Regions from separate parts of the Homo sapiens genome. Here region 2 is linked to region 1. Evidence: chromatin contacts called from ENCODE Hi-C or POLR2A ChIA-PET data. All regions are on one chromosome and are shown on one strand. Each heading gives the region's core, a stretch centred on a gene start or an enhancer-like site at or near the end of the contact. The rest is flanking DNA. Distances are from core to core; before and after follow the strand shown. Region 1 holds the start of PCMT1 (protein-L-isoaspartate (D-aspartate) O-methyltransferase). Region 2 overlaps SYNE1 (spectrin repeat containing nuclear envelope protein 1).

Evidence for each region. A loop is a pair of places that touch in the nucleus more often than their neighbours do. ChIA-PET counts read pairs that join two places held with the same protein, here RNA polymerase II (POLR2A). Pooled maps may share reads with other maps.
Region 2: a loop to region 1 is called in a pooled map, with 11 times the contacts of the local background. The contact joins the enhancer-like site here to the promoter of PCMT1 in region 1. A Hi-C loop is called at or near these places in 8 of 50 pooled maps. POLR2A ChIA-PET finds 5 or more read pairs at or near these places in 2 of 52 experiments (T-cell and WTC11).

What each region holds. Positions count from the first base shown.
Region 1 is chr6:149,747,223-149,754,219 of GRCh38, reverse strand. PCMT1 (protein-L-isoaspartate (D-aspartate) O-methyltransferase) reads right to left here and starts at 4,479. Exons shown (of 8, transcript NM_001360452.2): 1 at 4,264-4,479. The coding sequence starts at 4,318. It also overlaps a transcript of NUP43 not described here. RefSeq lists enhancers at 2,543-3,045, 3,046-3,548, 4,514-5,479 and silencers at 3,653-3,947, 3,873-4,109, 4,340-4,729.
Region 2 is chr6:152,298,357-152,305,353 of GRCh38, reverse strand. It overlaps SYNE1 (spectrin repeat containing nuclear envelope protein 1), which reads left to right. Exons shown (of 146, transcript NM_182961.4): 92 at 3,291-3,485; 93 at 4,573-4,713. Among named protein-coding and RNA genes, the nearest start is that of SYNE1-AS1, 79 kb to the left of the region's middle. RefSeq lists enhancers at 2,905-2,974, 3,125-3,524, 3,575-3,624. Within about 2 kb of position 3,218, at least 35 of the 41 ENCODE cell types and tissues checked have a DNase peak (open chromatin) inside an H3K27ac peak, as active enhancers do.

The DNA.
Region 1 (6,997 bases), core at 3,230-5,729:
TAAAAAATTGAATTTCGGTTCTTCAGTTGTCCACATTTCAAATGTTAAATGCCACATGTAGCTAGTAGCTACCACACTGGACAATATAGAGAACATCACCAAGCACTCTATAGGGCAAGACTGCTATAGACTTTTTCTAAAACATTATTCTAAAGCATAAAACTGATTTAGCTGATATGCTGGCAGAATTCAACCTTATAATTTTCAATTCTCCATGTCACTGGTTCTCAAAATGTGGTCCCTGGACCAGCAGTGGCACCACTTACAAATCTGTTAGAAATACAAATTCTCAAGCTCCGGCAATCTGTATTTTGAAAAGCTCTCCAGGTGATTCAGGAGATTTTGAAGCATGCTCAAGTTTTAGTCACTGTTCTAAGTTACTTAAGAGTGGTTATAATATAAGCCATGACATAAGAAATCTACCATTACAATCTGAAATATTCTATAAATGATGCATCAACTATGAAATCATACAACCACAGTCCTATTATGATAGATTTTAATACAAAAGGAAAACAAAATATTCTTAACAAATTATATTAAGCTTCATTTCTTAAAAACAAAACAAAACAAAACAAAAAAAACTATTGGCCAGGTGTGGTGGATCATGCCTGTAATCCCAGCACTTTGGGAGGCTGAGGCAGGCAGATCACCTGAGGTTGGGAATTCAAGACCAGCTGACCAACATGGAGAAACCTTGTCTCTACTAAAAATACAAAATTAGCTGGGTGTGGTGGCGCCTGCCTGTAATCCCAGCTACTCGGGAGGCTGAGGCCAGAGAATTGCTTGAACCTGGGAAGCAGAGGTTGTGGTGAGCTGAGATCGTGCCATTGCACTCCAGCCTGGGCAATAAGAGCGAAACTCTGTCTCAAAAAAAAAAAACCATTAAAAATGTAATTTCCTTCCCCTTCTAGTAAGCAGGCCCCTTTTCATTTCAACATCAACACAATCACATTTTTATATTTTTCTAAGATTTCAATTAAAAGCCTTTAATTTAGGAAGAATATACACAGTAGAATAATGAGGAAGGAAGGCAATATTTTCAAATTTTATGTCAATTACAATTTTCACATGAGCAAGTATTACTTTTATAATAAGCTAATAAAAAGAAATCTATTAGCTAGAATTACCTCAGCAAGAAGTTGAAACTAAAGTTGCACAAGTGTTACAAAAGAGGCTAAACAACTATTCTACTCTAATTTCCTCTTACCAATCATAAATCTAGTATAAAACTATTTGCAAAATCAACATCTATGTATATTAAATATTCCTTATTAAATTTCCTGACAGAAAAACATCCTTAGAAATTTCAGCTAAGAACAGTAATGCAATACATTAAAGTGATTATGAAACCACCGGGAAAAGATCTATCTAGTCTTGGCTTACCACAAATTTGGCCCAAAAAAGGAGAGACTTTAAGAGCCTGATTGATTACAAATTTCTGCCACAGCCAAGTGCCTACTATGATAACCTACCGGTGGAAAATTACTTAATCACAATTTGTGTACAAAATGTTTCAGGTACATATACTGCAATAGAAGGCACTGAGATCATGTTAAGGGATTTCGTAAAAAATATTTACAACATATTGAGCTTATGTGCCATCCATGAGAACCCAAATCATACTTCATACTACTGTTGTAGCACATAAATGTCCATTTCCAATCAAGCATCATTCCATAAAATGAACCTGACAATGCTTGACAAAATATTGACATCTAGGCTGGGCGTGGTGGCTCACACCTGTAATTCAAGCACTTTGGGAGGCCGAGGCAGGCAGATCACCTTAGGTCAAGAGTTTGAGACCAGCCTGGCCAACATAGTGAAACCCCGTTTCTACTAAAAATACTAAAAATTAGCCAGGCGTGGTAGTGGGTGCCTGTAATCCCAGCTACTCGGGAGGCTGAGGCAGAAGAATCGCTTGAACCCAGGAGGCAGAGGTTGCAGTGAGCCAAGATCACGCCATTGCACTCCAGCTTGGGAAACAAGAGCAAAACTCTGTCTCAAAAAAAAAAAATGTTGACATCTAAACATTCACCATGGCCAGGTGCGGTGGCTCACTCTTGTAATCCCAAAATTTTGGGAGCCTGAGTCCAACAAATTGCTTGAGTCCAGGAGTTCAAGACCAGCCTGGGCAACATAGCAAGACCCCATCTCATAAACTACCAAAAAAAAAAAAAAAACCCTAAAAATTAGCCTGGTATGGTGGCACCACTGTACTCAGGAGGCTGAAGTGGGAAAATCGCTTGAGCACAGAAAGCAGGGGTTGCAGTGAGCCGAGCTCACACCACTGCACTCCAACCTGGGTGACAGTGAAACCCTGTCTAAAAAAAAAAAATAATCAACATTCTCTCTTACCAAACACTAAAGACTCAGTTTCCACATTAAGTATTGTCCCCCCACCAAAAAAAAATCCAAAATGACTAATATATCAAGTACCGGCCTGGCGCGGTGGCTCACGCCTATAATCCCAGCACTTTGGGAGGCCGAGGTGGGCAGATCATGAAGTCAGGAGTTCGACATCAGCCTGGCCAACATAGTGAAACCCCTTCTCTACTAAAAATACAAAAATTAGCCAGGCGTGCTGGCAGGCGCCTGTAGTCCCAGCCACTCAGGAGGCTGAGACAGGACAATTGTTTGAACCTGGGAGGCGGAGGTTGCAGTGAGCTAAGACCGCGCCATTGCACTCCAGTCTGGGCTACAGAGGGAGTCTCTGTCTCAAAAAAAAAAAAAAAAAAAAAAAGTACCAACCATGTGCCAAACAGTACTCCTAATTTCTCTCAATTACCTTTGTCTGTCTAGCACAGATTTAGGCATATAACGGACATTTAATGGGCATTTATGAAAAAAAGGGATGACTGTTAAATTCTTAGAGAAAATTCAAAAAAAAATTTTTTTTTTGAGGCGGAGTTTCCTCCCTTGTTGCCCAGGCTGGAGTGCAGTGGCAAGATCTTGGCTCACTGCAACCTCCCCGTCCCGGGTTCACGCGATTCTCCTGCCTCAGCCTCACAAGTAGCTGGGATTACAGGCAGGCACCACCACGCCCGGCTAATTTTTGTATTTTTAGTAGAGATGGGGTTTCACCATGTCGGCCTGGCTGGTCTCGAACTCCTGAACTCAGGTAATCCACCCGCCTCGGCCTCCCAAAGTGCTGGCATTACAGGCGTGAGCCAATGAGCCCGGCCAAAAAAAATTTTTTTTAATGGTGCCAGCCGTTAAGGAAATTACAAATCGAGTTGAGAAATAAGACAAACACATGAAAAGCTAAGTAACACAGGACAATTAAAAATACCATGTGACAAGATATGATTACTGCATAGTAGCGAATAATGCTATAAATTCTGACCAGTGAGTTTATTATAGACTGCGGCCCTTGTAGTCTCCCAACAAAACGGGGACGCTATATTTCGATTTAAAAAAAGAAAGTGACACAGCACTCATCCTATCCTAAAATTATCATCAGAAGAAGGAATACAGTAACTAAGGAGAGTGATATAAAGAAACTCCACATAAGGTTTTTAAAGCCTATGGTAGCCCTGAAAAAAGTTAGAACATCAGACACACAACCCTCTGCTGATCCAGGACCTGCAAAGGCTCCTGAAATACAAGTCTCTCAGGAACAGCATCCCCTGTTCTTTCTCCGCCCCGCACGGAGCTTTCCACTGGACAGCCGCCCGAGAAATTTCTCCCAGCATCTGCAATGGCAATACTCTCATCTTCCTCCCCTCGCCTGTATCAGACGGTGGCATCTCCCTCCAGGGGAAAAAACGGAGGGCGGGGGAGGCTGCATAAGAGGGAAAGCTTGCAGCGAGGTTGATTATGGAGGAGGAAGGTGAGAAAAATGCAGGGGACGAGGGTGGGGTCTCCTGAGCGCCAGCCCACTCTCCATAAGGCCTAGCCCACACGCTCCCACCCCGAAGGCACGCCCCTCACAAGCCGGACCCGGACGCGGACCTGAGTGACAGCAGCATCACCTGTACTGCACTCCCTCCCCCAGGGCCTGCAGGGAGACGACTGCCCCTGCCCCCACCAGCAGCGGCCCCTGGCTCTTTCTCTCCCCTTCCAGTCCACGTCGTCGACGAGTGACAGGTCCCGAGGGAGGCGACTGCAAGCGCACGCCGTTCGGGACTACCGGGGCAACTCTGCGCCGAAGCCCTCCAACAGGCGCGCGGGGACAGACAGAACGTTCCGGACGGCCCAGGGGGACCCGGTCCAGGCCCAGCCTGCCCCAGCTGCCCTACAACGGGCGGAGGTGGCACTTACTGCGGAGATTGTGGATTAGCTCCGAGTGGCTGGCGCCGCCGGATTTCCAGGCCATCGCTAAGCACACTCGGAGCAGGTACAGAACCACCTTCAGCGCGACGACGGTGCCCAGCAGTTTTCCCAAGAGTGAGACCACCTCCCACACCGTCACCGCCCCGCTCGCGTCCCCGCTGTAGCTGCCGCTGTTACTGCCGTCGCCGCCGCTGCCGCCACTGCGCGCTCCCGGCATCCCCCGCGGCACGCATGCGCTCTGTGACGCCGCGCGGCTTAGGGTGCGGCCGGGTGGGGCCGAGGGCGGGGGAGGCGTGTGGCCCAGCCGCCCGCCCCTGTGGCTGCTACCGCTGCCAGGGGACTGCAGGGAGGCCGGGCTGAGTCAGCGCCACTTCCGCTGCTGCGTGTCCCTTTCTGAGGCCTCGGACCGCACCGCTTTCGCCCTGCGGCCCGGCTCGGTAGCCTGATCAGTCGCGTTCCCGGCTGTGTCTCCGGTCACCGAGCGGGACGGCGGGATGGCGGGGTCGATCTGTGCAGACGCTGCTAGTGGTTCCGCAGTCGTCGCTGGGTCAGCTGTTTCGAGCGGCGGATCTGCTCCTATAGATGTCCAGATTGTTAGACGGTGGGCTTCATCCGTCCTACCTCGCCCAACCCAGTTGACTAATATTTGGGTCGGTGGAGCCCGAATAATACAATAAGAATAAAACCCAACGACAAAGGCCCTCTCTAACCCGAGTACACCGGCCTCTGGCTTTGTGACAAGCACGTCACTGTTAGGCTAAGCAGAGACTTTGGAACCCCGGTTCTAAAGCTCTCAGAGTGGAAGAGTACCAGGACATGGGGGTGGGGGTTGGGGCAAAGCTTTGCTCCCTTAGAATAATACCAACGTACAGAGTTGCGATTGGTTAAAAAATACCACTGTGTCCTTTGGTGAACGTGTTATTCTCCCGACGTAAGTGTGCATTTCCACCTAATTAAGCCTCACAAATTCCACCGTGGCTTTATTGCTCTCAGCTCTGCAAGACCATGAGTGAGAAGCTCACTGAGAACATTGCTTGTCGCGTCCAAATCGCTGACTCCTAATTAGACCTGAGACTGACAGAATCCAGCCATCATCTAGTCCAGTAACTTTTTTTTTTTTTTTTTTTTTTTTTTTTGAGACGGAGTCTCGCTCTGTCGCCCAGACTGGAGTGCAGTGGCGCGATCTCGGCTCACTGCAAGCTCCGCCTCCCAGGTTCAGGCCATTCTCCTGCCTCAGCCTCCCGAGTAGCTGGGACTACAGGCACCCGCCACCACGCCCGGCTAATTTTTTGTATTTTTAGTAGAGACAGGGTTTCACCGTGTTAGCCAGGATGGTCTCGATCTCCTGACCTTATGATCCGCCCGCCTCGGCCTCCCAAAGTGCTGGGATTACAGGCATGAGCCACAGCGCCCGGCCTCCAGTAATCTTTTAGAAGGAAACAAAGCTAAGACATCTGTGCCACTATATCAGCACAATTTTCAAATTCTAGTTCTTATCCGATTTTGTAAAATGTGACACTGGCCTGCTTCCAATCCAAAATCAACATTACCTATTTTCTGGGATTATGTGACCATAAATGAAACTACAGGCAAAACTGGTTTCTTTTTGTTTTTTTGCTTTTGATTGAGACGGAGTCTCACTCTGTAGCCCAGGCTGGAATGCAGTGGCATGATCTTGGCTCATTGCAACCTCCACCTCCCAGGTCCCGGTTCAAGCAATTCTGCCGCAGCCTCCCGAGTAGCTGGAATTACAGGCACGCACCACCATGCCCAGCTAATATTTTTGTATTTTTAGTAGAGACAGGGTTTCACCATGTTGACCAGGCTGGTCTTGAACTCCTGACCTCGTGATCTGCCTGCCTTGGCCTCCCAAAGTGCTGGGATTACAGGCGTGAGCCACCGTGCCTGGCCAAAACAGTGTTCTTTACTTCAATATTAAACATGAATAAAATTGTTGATTTGGGACTGTAACCCACTTAATATTTTCCATTTCATCTTTCTACAGTTTCTTGATGATCTTCCATTTGGAGAAAAGAAAAAAGTCAAATCCTTGATAGGAAACTGGTAACTCTAAAGCTGACCCAGATGGATTGCATTTACATGCAGTGCTTCCGTAAACTGTCCCTGTGAAGTAGGACTACCAATATCACATAAAAACAACAGTAGCATAATGGCCCTTTTTAAAGAAATAACCAACATACAGTTATGAATACCTATAGTGTAAAAGAGCTTCATTTTTTAGTTGAATAAGTCATATCTCTTGTATTCAGTAGGATTTACATTCTAATGGGGGAGGAATATGCATCTAAAGAAAACTAACATAAGATATATCCAAAATATATGTCATTAGTGGTCTAGATATCAAATGCTAGCTCACGCCTGTAATCCCAGCACTTTGGGAGGACAAGGCAGTTGGATCACCTGAGGTCAAGAGTTCGAGACCAGCCTGGCCAATATGGTGAAATCCCGTCTCTCCAAAAAAAAAAAAAAAAAATTAGCCAGGCATGGTGGCGCACACCTGTAGTCCCAGCTACCCTGGAAGCTGAGGTGGGAGAATCACTTGAACCTGGGAGGCGGAGGCAGAGGTTGCAGTGAGCTGAGATTGTACCACTGCACTCCAGCTTGGGCCACAGAGACCCTGTCTTAAAAAAGAAAAAAAATGGTGTTGATTTAGATCAACATTGGCTGGGGTCGTCAGGAAATGGTAAAGGAAAGAACAGAT
Region 2 (6,997 bases), core at 1,969-4,468, 2.6 Mb before region 1:
GTGGAGGTTGCAGTGAGCCAAGATTGTGTCACTGCACTCCAGCCTGGGCAACAGAGAGAGACTCTGTCTCAAAAAATAATAATAATAATACTTTTTCAAAAGTTGCATTTAATTTGAAAAAAATCATCCTGCCACTTTTAAATCATAGGAGAGGATACTCACACCTCTTTTCTTTCCGCCTGATGCGGAAAGCCTGCTCATGAATACCAGAGACTGGCCACAGAGGGCTGCTTGTCTTCTAGCGGCCACTCTACCTGAAATTCCTACCTTTATAAACATTTTCAGAAATTTTATAAAGAGAATGGGTAACATTAAACCAAGTGTTCCATTTTATTTTAGTGGATTTGACCACAGCTTGAATAACCAACCCTCAAAGGTAATGAGATTACAAGAGGTTTACACTTACAGAAGCAAGTCGTAGAGTACTATTTCTCAGTGGAAGTCACGTGCATTGGAGTCACATGGGCTAATTATGAAGTGCAGACTGTCATACACCTGGTAAATCAGAACCTTTGGAAGTGGTGACCAGAGTTGCATTTTTTAAAGAAACAATCCAAATGAGTTTTGTACACAATAAGGTTGAGAATTGCAGCTTAAGAAATGGTCACTTGCTGTCAGTGTGGGCACATCTTTGCAGGATACTGTAGCAGGGAGCTGTGCCCAGCCATGTGATTACAAAGGGTGGAAGGCCTAATACTAACTCTGTCTACTTCATAAAGATTCCTCAAATTGCCGGGCATGGTGGCTCACGCCTGTAATCTCAGCACTTTGGGAGGCCAAGGCAGGCAAATCACTTGAGATCAGGAGTTCGAGACCAGCTTGGCCAACATGTCCCTACTAAAAATACAAAAATTAGCTGGGCATGGTGGCGCGTGCCTATAATTCCAGCTACTTGGGAGGCTGAGGCAAGAGAATGGCTTGAACCCCGGAGATGGAGGTTGCAGTGAGCCGAGATTGCGCCACTGCACTCCAGCCTGGGTGACAGAGCGAGACTCCATCTCAAAAATAAAATAAAATAAAATAATAAAAAAGATTCCTTCAATTTTTGTATAATGGCAAACCATTGTGCGAAAGCTTGGTGACTTGAAATTCAAGGAGTCCAGTAATCTGCTAGAGCTCTTTTCTAGTATTAACTAGTTGCAGTAAATGTCATTTATTGAGTACCCACGTGCTAGCCACTAGACAAGATATAGTAAATAGCTATTCAATCACTGTTTTTAAAAATCCTATTAGGTTTAATTAACTGCATCCCCAGAGGTAAAGAAGCAATGATGTCTACTTTTTAAATCCTTGTTTTAAAAATTCCTATACTATTAGGAGTCAAGAAGACTGACTGCCTGCTGGCTGAGTTCTGCTGGACTGTTTTTTGCTCCACTCGGCTTCAGTTGGGCAGGAAGAAACAAACAAAACAACAATAATAACAAAATGTGTGTGTGTGTGTGTGTGTGTGCATGTGCACACGTGTTTTGCATACAGTCAGCCCTCCATATCCATAAGTTCTGCATCCATGAATTCAACCAATCATGGATGGAAAATATTTGAGGAGCAAAAAGGATGGTTGCATCTCTGCATGTTGATCTTCTTTTCTTGTCATTATTCCCTAAATTGTACAGTATAACACCTATTTATAATGCATAGCATCTACATTGTATTAGGTATTATTAGTAATCTAGAGATGATTTAAAGTATTTGGGAAGATGTGCATAGGTTATATGCAAATACTATGCCATTTTACATCAGAAACTGGAATATCTGTGAATTTTGTATCTAAGAGGGTTCCTAGAACCAACGCCCCTCAGTTACTGAGGGATGACTATGTGTACATATGTGTGTGTGCATGTGTATATGTGTGTGTATATATATGAATGTATGTGTATGTATGTACACAATTATTTTAAAGACATTACAATTTAATATTTTTGTCACAAAATGTGTTCTTTTTTTTTTTTTTGAGACAGAGTCTCACTCTGTTGCCCAGGCTGGAGTACAGTGGCACAATCTTGGCTCACTGCAACCTCCATCTCCCGGGTTCAAGCAATTTCTGGCTAATTTTTGTATTTTTAGTAGAGACAGGGTTTCACCATGTTGGCCAGGCTGGTCTTGAACTCCTGATCTCAAGTGATCCCCTCGTCTCAGCCTCACAAAGTGCTAGGATTACAGGCATGAGCCACTGCACCCGGCCCACAAAATGTGTTCTATGTGCACAATAAATGACAGCCTCTGAAACAAAGAAGCCAAAAAAAAAAAAAAAAAAAGAATAATAGTTTTGTACTTTTAGGAATCATGTTTTGAAATATGTATTTTCGTTTTTTAAAGATGCAATAAAGTATAATTTTAATATTTGATACTTAAAATATTTAAGCAAGAAAGTAAAACTTTAATATTTTAGAATTACCATACTCCTAAAATGAATCTATAGTTACCTTTTTAAGGGTTATGTGCTATCCAGATTATATTTCCAATAAGCTCTTAATAAAATATTTAAAACCTCTATCTCTCATAATATATTTTTTCATTCTTGTCTGCTCAAAAACAAAAACAAAAAAACAATTATTTTTTCAAAAGCAAGTGAAATTAAAAGACACTAAATCCGAATTGCATTTCAAGTTTAAAGTTCTAGTTAAAGCCTCAGCAACATTTGAGACATGATGAAGTGAGCAAGAAAAAATTTGATGAATATACAAAATTTTTTTGGGGGGTCAATCTGCATTAAAAATTGGGATTTCCATATGCAATATCTAGCCTATCTAAAAAAAATTCTTAGAGACATAGGAACAGACAGGCTATTGAGTATGTGACCCTATGTAAAATAAATGACTGTCATCTCTGTTGAATGTACTCAGTAGGGTAAGAGCTGAGCCTTGCATTTTTTTTGGTGTGGTTTTAGCCATCACATGACCTAATTTCCATGGCAGGAACCATCTGGTAAATTTCAGATGCTTTCTGCTTTTAAAGAGAGTTGTCAGTTCCTAATGTTGCGGAAGTTCATGATTCCATATGGGGCCTCTCGCGATTAGAAACCACTCATTCGGCCTCATCCCCTCATTTCTCCTTTTGTACCGACGCGGGGACGCGGGCTCGGGCACTTTGGCTGTGCCTGCGCCGCGCCGCGCAGCCTGCGGTCTGGCTCGGTAGCGAGATGCAGGAGGACTCGCCGCCTACACATCCTGCCTCCCGGGCCCGCGCGGCTCTGCGCGCTCATTGGCTCGCCCTGCAGGAAGATGAACGCTACTACTTCTGTTTCCTTTTGATGCTGCTCTGACACCCCGGTGGGGGAAATGTTTCCTCAGGAGCTGGCGCAGAAAATTAAGGGCTACCAGGAGCAGATCGCTTCTTTGAATTCCAAGTGCAAGATGCTGACGATGAAAGCCAAGCACGCCACCATGCTGCTGACGGTGACCGAGGTCGAGGGGCTGGCGGAAGGGACAGAGGACCTGGATGGGGAGCTCCTCCCCACGCCTTCGGCCCACCCCTCTGTGGTCATGGTAAGGATCCAGTGGGTCCCCGCGGCTTTGCTCTTTGACTGGAGCCTGGCGAGTGGCTCCATGTTCCCTCTCCGTGGCTGATTTCAGGGACCAGCCTTCGATCTTGCAGATTCAGAGGGAGGAACAGATTCCTTAAGTCTCTTTGACTACCGTTGGGCCGGGCCAATCTTTGACACTGTAAACAATGACAGTTAAAATGAAACTATGTGCTCGAGACAGCTGAATTACTTAACATGTCAGAGGTCTACCCTGTATTTGTTTATAATTTCGCAATAATACTGAGAGGCTCTGAGCTTTAAACAATAATTTACTTGCACAGTGTTTTAGTTGTCTGGGGGATGGGAAATTCATGGCATATATATTTAGTTGTGGTCTCCACGCTAACTAGCTAACTACATATGTGCATGTACTCTACTGTATAAATGTGTAATACAATTTAGAAGAACAGCTATTGTTAGAAAAATATGAAAACAGACCGTCTAAAGCTTGGCTTTGGATTAAAATAAATCAACTTTGTTATTTTCTATTCTGCACCACTATTTTCCTATACACTTGCCATCTAAAATGCATTGAGTATTTTGGTGACTATAATGTTTCCCAGTGCTGTGTGTTTTCCCTTATATGTGCTGTGCCTCAGGTAATGAGTAACCATACCTGAGCCCATTTGGCAATAACAGTACTTTGGGTGCATTTATCTTCCTACCATATTTGAAACTTGAGATGTCCACAAAAGACCAAGCTTTATTTCACAGACCTTTTCTCATTTGTATGATTCGTGATTTTTCCAGTTATTTATAAAGCCACAAACTCTCCAAAGAAAGGAAAATAATGAAGTATTTAATCAACAACAAAACTTCAATGTCATATGCACCCCCATCCCTGATTGTTTTACAAATGATTACTAGCATCATATTCTCTTGAAGACAGAACTTTTAAATACTAACACAGGATTAATATGTGAATTCGGGTCCCAGTAATTTTAACCTTCGTTTTATAATTAACTCTGTTTTGGCCTGTGCCTGAACAGGACTTATGTTAACATAGCTAATTGATTTTCATGTCCTTTGGGCTACATTTTACGTGGCAGATGACTGCAGGTCGCTGTCACACTTTGCTGTCACCGGTCACTGAGGAGTCTGGGGAGGAGGGAACCAACAGTGAGATTTCCTCTCCACCTGCCTGTCGCTCCCCTTCACCTGTGGCTAATACAGATGCTTCTGTTAACCAGGTACCTCCCAGTTGGCATTCCTCTAGCAATAATCTCTGGGCAGATGCAGGACTCCATTCTCTGTTTCCATTAGATCGTGGGTATGAATCTCAGACTTTGTTGCATTTGGTTCCAGGGACACACTATTAGGTGTTATAGTTGCACAAACTATGATTGTCATGTGTCTCAGTATGTCATCTCCTCTCCTGGGCTACAGAAAGTGGGATGAACAAAAATTAGGTCATGGGAATGATAGCCCAGAAGGCTCTGTTTTAAGACATTATGGCCTTAGTTTCCAGCAATCATCTGGAATGGGGTTCTGCATCCAACAGAAAATAAAAGATGTGTGTCACCATTGTAAAATAACGTGATTCGATGGCTTTATAACATGCATTGAAAATAGTGCTGGCATTTACCAGCTCAGATTTTGAAGACAGGAAACTTCCATTTATTATGTCAGACTTCTTCTTTATTTGCAACTTGTGTACCAATGTAAGGAATGTCTGCCATATTTATACTAGAATGCCTACTAGATTTGAGTGTTTAACTTATCTTTCAATAATCTTAAATTTTATTTTCTATAAAATGGGGAAAATAAAATAACCATTTAGTTATAAGAAGCCTTTTACCATGTATTAAATGTAGATAATACTAAATTAAATGTCAAAAAGCTTTTATGTCAAATGTTAGATAGAAATCAAAAATATGCCTTTATAGTAACCAAAGACTTTTAATGCATGTTAAGTAATACTTTATTTTTTAGTGAAGACAACTAAAAAATGTAAACTATTCTATGAAATTACATTTTTTCAAAGAAGTTGATATGTATTATTAAGGGAGAAGCATTAAACAGAGCAAATGTTTTATAACCTGTATTATAATTCAATTATATTACTTTTATTTTAAAGCAGAAGCATTCAGACTGTCATAGGATTTCTGTGATAAAGAGAATCCCCCCTCATTAAAAAAAAAAAGGAACATCAAGGTGATGAAACCTTTAGTTAATACACTTACACTGTTCTCTTGGTAAAAATCAGGATAGCTCTAGGGAAATTATCAACTCATCCATTTGTCAAGTACATTCTGACACCTGCTCAGCGTGAAACCTTGTGTTGGTTCCTGAGGATGCAGCTGAGAAGGAGTCAGCATGGCCCTACCTGCAAGGCCCTGACAGTCTAGAGAGAAAGGCAGACATGGGACAGATAATAACAATGTGATCAGAGGAAACTAAAAACAGCAACATAAAAGGAGAAGTTCAGGGAGCCGTGGGGAATTTGGGAAAGTGTTTTTCAAATTCTCATTTTAAAATATGTATTACTCATTCTTTGATGATTTGTCCTTCCCTATGGTTACAGATGTTATTACAGAAATTAAGCTATAGTCGGCTGATTATTATATAGAAAAAATTGTTCTATTTAATATGGTTTAGGTTCTCAAATTTTTCAAACTGAATAATAAATACTTATTTGAGACTTTGTGGAAAAAATATACCTTTTCTAAAACTGTAAATCTCCATGCTACTTCTTGTAAAGTGTCAAAGGATACATGAAAGTGCCCTAAAAATGATGAAACATGCAAATATTTCTATTATTATTTCTTGACATTAACCACAAAGCTTCATCAGGTCCTAAAACTCAGTGAGATTAGGCTTTGTTTTAATTCTTCCCCTCTCCCCTAGTCACAGGAAAACATCAATTAAATTGCATTGTTAATCTAAAATACTTACATGTGATGCTGCAAAGTAGGGGAAAATGCCTTTACTTAGATTAAGACACACAGCTTTACTCTGAGGGAGCTGTTAAAAAGGAAATGTATTATGCTTGGTGTTCATCAAACAAATCAACCCCATCATTACGGCCACATGTTATTTTTGTATAGTAATGTCAGTTAGAAGACAATGAAAAAATATGACACCATGACCGGTGATGCACTGGATTTATAAAATTGTCTCTTGAAACTGAGGAGGACATGTAGGATCCCCTTAAGTTTCAGTTTTCAGATTAAAAACCCTGAGTTTTGTGCACAGAATGTGTACAGCTGTTTCAGGGAGCAGCCAAATAGAACTGCTTTATAAAATCACAGTTGTTAAAAAAAAAAAAGGTTTTGTGCCTGCTGTTCCTGCAAGTAGATCTCCGTTATATAACTACCTGGTCCCACTCACAGTGTATTCTGTCTCTGACAGTAGCTATTAGCTAAAATGTAATAACAGTTTAGCTTACTTGAAGGTAGAAATACCGAGGCATTCCTAGATTTTGCTGTAGGCTTCTTGATTCCCCTTAGAAGCAAGCCAAGGCTTAGACTCTGC